Linked DNA regions of Homo sapiens: region 1 is linked to region 2. A link is an interaction called in ENCODE POLR2A ChIA-PET data of the cell type or tissue named here. Cell type or tissue: GM12878. All regions are shown on one strand. Region 1 overlaps PDE8B (phosphodiesterase 8B). Region 2 overlaps PDE8B (phosphodiesterase 8B).

Evidence for each region. Peaks named below come from ENCODE experiments on the same cell type or tissue, not always from the same donor. Only the 100,000 strongest peaks of a DNase experiment are listed, where the experiment ranks them.
Region 1: POLR2A ChIA-PET joins it to region 2 with 7 read pairs; 2 of 35 experiments call an interaction of 5 or more read pairs at or near these places.

Annotation. Positions count from the first base shown.
Region 1 is chr5:77,378,461-77,380,960 of GRCh38, reverse strand. All of the region lies in intron 10 of PDE8B (phosphodiesterase 8B), which reads right to left. Among named protein-coding and RNA genes, the nearest start is that of WDR41, 110 kb to the left of the region's middle. In GM12878, no CTCF peak of the experiment used is centred here; a DNase peak (open chromatin) is centred at 1,130; H3K27ac peaks cover 324 bases.
Region 2 is chr5:77,265,653-77,268,152 of GRCh38, reverse strand. All of the region lies in intron 1 of PDE8B (phosphodiesterase 8B), which reads right to left. Among named protein-coding and RNA genes, the nearest start is that of PDE8B, 56 kb to the right of the region's middle. In GM12878, no CTCF peak of the experiment used is centred here; no DNase peak of the experiment used is centred here.

The sequences.
Region 1 (2,500 bases), 110 kb before region 2:
CCACTGCTTGGGAAGCTTCCCAGTCCACAGTCTTTCCTCTGCCTATTTGTCTTCCAGATCTTAGCTCAAACACGATTTCCAAGGGAACCCTTCCCGGATATTTCCTGCCCATCCTACTCCCTTATAAGGTCAAGCCCTTCTGTTACATGCTATCAATGGACTTTCCCCTTATTGTATTTATAACAGTTCATAAATCAGTACTTATTTGAATAATGTCTATCTATAAGTTCTGTGTAGGCAGGGGTTATGTCTCACTTGATTACCTTTGTATACCCAGTGCTAACACAGTACCTGGCGTATAAAAGCTAATATAAAATGAATCCATAAGAGATTGAGATTGACCAGGCTGTTTGCCTCATAGCTCTGGTGAAAACACTGTTATTAATAATTTGGCCATTATATATTTTACTTAATAGTTATGTCTCTAAAAATACTAATTTACAGTGTTTCACGGTAAAATGCTGAGAGAAATGTCCATTTAAAATACATCCATGGGCTCAGATAGTGCCAAATCTGACAGGCAAAGAGTTGTTGTGAAGGTGAGAAATGGAGGCCAAATATCTAAATGCACCTTTGTCCCTAACTTGGTTCCTTGAGCTTCTGACAGAGTCTGTTACTTTTCTTGTTGTATTCAATGGAATGGTACAAATGGTAGATGTTATTTTAAAAACAAAAAGATTGTTCATATTCTTACACACATTTGCAATGAAACAGGAAGTGATTTTTAAATGTTTCTTGATTTTATATAGAAGAATGCAGGTTTTGATGGAAGAAATTTTTGATCCACTTTTTCAAACTCAGAATTATATTGTTTTGTTTTTGTCTCATCCTCCATTCCCCTGAATGTTATGGAAAGGGGTAAAAAACCTGGTTAAGATGAACAAAAGTACTATTCACTTAAATAATCACTGTAGCTTTAAACGTTGACTTATTAAGCACTTTTAAGACTGAACATTCTTGATCTGCAACTTCACGACAGAACTGAATGCTTTCATGTTTGTGACAAGACTGCTTTGATGAATTGGAGTCTGAATGCTGGATAAAGAGATGTGATCGCAGGAACTGAGTCATTTGAGACCCTCCCTTCATTTACATGTAATGAAATGACAGTGTGAGTGGTATAGTACAGAACGTCTTTGATCATCTTTACTCAAAAAACTTTGATGAGTATTTTCTTGAAATTAAAAGGATCTGATGCATAGATCAAAGATCTTTTCTATTTTCAAAAACCACTTGAAGATTCACTTCTCAAAATCCGCACCCAAGCAGCTCCTAAACACCGGAACAAAACACCTCTTGCAACACTCTGGGCCCCTGTCCTCAGTGACTGCCTTTACATAGCTCTCAAAGCCACCCACAAGCTGTTGCCATTTGTTTTCATGTATTCCAAGTTCTCCAAATGCTGTAGCACCAAGACAGAAAAGAAATATACATGGGTGCTGATTCTGATACTTGGTATCATACCACTTCAGTACATTTTATGAGTCTAACAGACTAAGTGCAACAGCATCTCTCCCCTTTTATCTTAATGGTAATTTAAAATGTTATTTATATCAAAGCAACATGCATTGGTTTGATATAGATGAAACTGCATATGAATTTCTAGGATTACACAAGATTAAAAAGAAAAATCCCAAGCTGTTTTTTTCCCCCAGATCATTTTCTGCATGCCAGACAAGCAGAGATTTATCTTCTTCTGCTGTTAGATATATTTTCTTTGAAAAATTTTAAGCATCATTTTCCTGTGCAATGCCAGGTCTACATCTTCAGATATTATACTGTCCCTTGGTCATAACTTCTCTTAGCTCCCAGTACTTGTGCCCACTGGCTCTACATTCTACACATATTTGCAAGAGCCTTTACAGAGAAGTACTGTCATTGTTTAGCCCAGTGATAATCATTTATGTGTCCTTATCTCACAGAAAAACACTTAATGCAAGCTACTATTCAGGCTTAAATGTTTTATCTTTTTTCTCTTGTCTAGTTTCTCTCTAATGTCTTTCAAATATCTACAATGTAAGAACCACCACACTTCATAACTTGGCCAATACTGAGTTTTCTAGTATGGAAAGATGATATATTTGTAGTTTTCAAACTTATGCATGAATCAAAATCACCTGAAGGGCTTGTTAAAACCAACTGATAGGCCCCATCCCCAGAGTTGCTGACTCAGTAGGTCTGGGTGGGGCCAAGCATTTGGATCTAAGAGTTCTCAGGTGAGGCTGAGACTTTAGTTCTGGGGCCCACCCCATTAACACATTAAGCCTTTGTATTTAAGGTGTGCTCAGTGTACCGGCGGCATTGGCAACACCTGAAGCTTGTTAGAACTACTGACTCGCAAGCTCTCTGACTACTGAATTGGAATCTACATTTTGCCATTTAATCTCCAGGTGATTCAATTACACACTACAGTTTGAGAAACACCAATAAAGTGAAAAGACCATAGGTTTTGAGAAAAGATCTTTGGTACATGCCCTTTTTTTTTTTTTTTTTTTTTTTT
Region 2 (2,500 bases):
AACAAATGAAGCTATTTTAGTGGTCAGTGGTAGTCACTATCCCTTCACCAAATCACCTCCCCATTCCTGATACCAAGTCACCCTTTCATCAGGTTTGGTTTTCTTTTTTTTTTTTAACCTGTTAAATGAAGATAATCACTAAGCTAATTTTCAACATGAAAATGCAAACTGTTCTGTAAGGAAATCTCTTCAAGGAATCTGTTCATTGGTATGTGCTTCAGAAAACATCTTATTGTAATCTCAGACTAAACAATTTCCCAATCAACTTATAGACAACTTATTGGCTCACTAAAGACACTGCCCTCACCTGAACTCTTTATTCTAACTGCTCTTGTAAGCAATCTCTTGTAATCACTTCGCATACCATAACCTTATGAAAGTTGACTTAATTACTACCCATTGTCTGGGGATTGGGTCAACATGATGACTGAAGAGGCTTGTGAGAAACACGCACTGATTAGGATCAAGAGCAGGGAACAACCCAAGAGAGCTGGTGAGAGTTGGGACAGAGGGCAGCAGCTTCAAGCCAGGCAGCACGCTGGAGCTTCAGCTCTGGAAGAGAAACTGGTTCCTGCTGACATCTGCAAGGGTGGGGCACTCACAACAGCCCCCTTCCAGCACAGGGAGGGAGCTACAAACCCCAAAATAAGGCAGACCTCTCACTTCAACCCATTGTGCAATGCAATGTTTTCCACCCTTTTTTTTTTTTTTTTGAGATGGAGTCTCGCTCTGTCACCCAGGCTGGAGTGCAGTGGCACCATCTTGGCTTACTGCGACCTCCGCCTCCCAGGTTCAAGCAATTCTCCTGCCTCAGCCTCCTTAGTAGCTGGTATTACAGGTGCCCGCCACCATACATGGCTAATTTTTTTTTATTTTTAGTAGAGATGGGGTTTCCCCGCCTTAGCCAGGATGGTCTTGATCTCCTGACCTCTTGATCCACCCACCTTGGCCTCCCAAAGTGCTGGGATTACAGGCGTGAGCCACCATGCCTGGCCTCTTGCTATTTTTAAGAGTGGTACTAAACCTCCAGGAAGTAAGAAGTGGTGAATGAGTCACTCAACTGAGCAACAAATAAGCCTTAACACAGGGAAATGCATCATGTGGGCTCAAAGGATATAGAATGAATCAAATTCTATTGTTAACATCCAAAAACTCACAATGAGTATATAAATTTGGATGTTTGGAACAAAAATCTTGAAGATGAATCTGACAAGTTTTCAAAAGCTCAGTTCAACACCTAATAATATTCATAATTTGTTGAATGAAATTCTCCAGAAAAAAAAAAACAGATTCAAGAAATAATAAGCCCCATGCTGCATTCTTTGGGGCTGAAGGCAGGGGCCCACCAACATGAAGAATTATAAGAGCAGAAAAAGACATACAGTTGATTCTCTTTATGCAAGGTAGTTATGTTTTATCAAGTCACCCCAAACACTGAATTCATAAATATTGAATCATTGCTCCTAGGAGAAATACAGGGTTAGATTCCTGTGAGCCTCTGGTCACAGGAGGTATTCTCTTCAACTGATCAATACTTAACTGTGCTCTATGTTGGTTTCTGTTTAAAGATGCCACATTAAATATATATAGTGCTGATTAACCACCATGGGACTCATGGACAACAGCACCATGACTCATGCCTGAATGAAGCTCGTCTAACACATGTGCTTTCTTCAAAAGGCACATCACAGCCTTCTTTCCCCTAGGAATAGACAGCGCTTCAGCACTATGGCTGGGGGGCCATTTTAAGCCATGAAATCACCAATGAAGAGCACAAAAAATGTGAAAAACTTGGCACATTTCTGAGCCATGTGTGAGAAAAGGACACATTTATAGTATTAGAGCTAAAATAGGAAGGCAGAACATCCCCTTGTTCGATCTCAGCTGGGAACATTCACATAGGAGGATTCAAATTTTTTTTACCACTTTCACATATCCACAAATGACCACAAAAGTCCTGCAAGTATTGATGTTGGGATTAGACATAAACAAACATTAGCAAGTAGGTAAATTCTCAAATACAGAATGTGCAAAAAATGAGGATCGACTGTACTTCCCTTTCACCACAATGCCGCTGAACAGCTGGGTGCCCCAAGGCACTTGGCCATCCCTATCATGCTAGGGTGAGCACCCCTTTTTTCCTGAGCAGCGCAGTCAGGCAGCTCTCTGAAAGGTTTTAGGATCAGGACACTTCTCTCTTCAGTTTCAGAGAAAGTACTCTCACCTGCTCACTAGAAAAGATGTGGAAATGAAGGAACTATTCTGCATCTACACATCTTGATCAAGGACAACTTGAAGAACGTGCAATTTAGACTTCAGCCCATTTTATATGAAGGATATTTAATATTGAAATAAATGTCTGTTTATCAAACATTTTGCCTTTTCTTATTTAATTCTGAAAGAATACCCAAAGAACATTCTTACGCTTCCCTAGCATGACAAACATAGGATAACCCCAGATGGTCAAGAGCCCAGAGAGGGAAGGTACTATGTAGTAGGG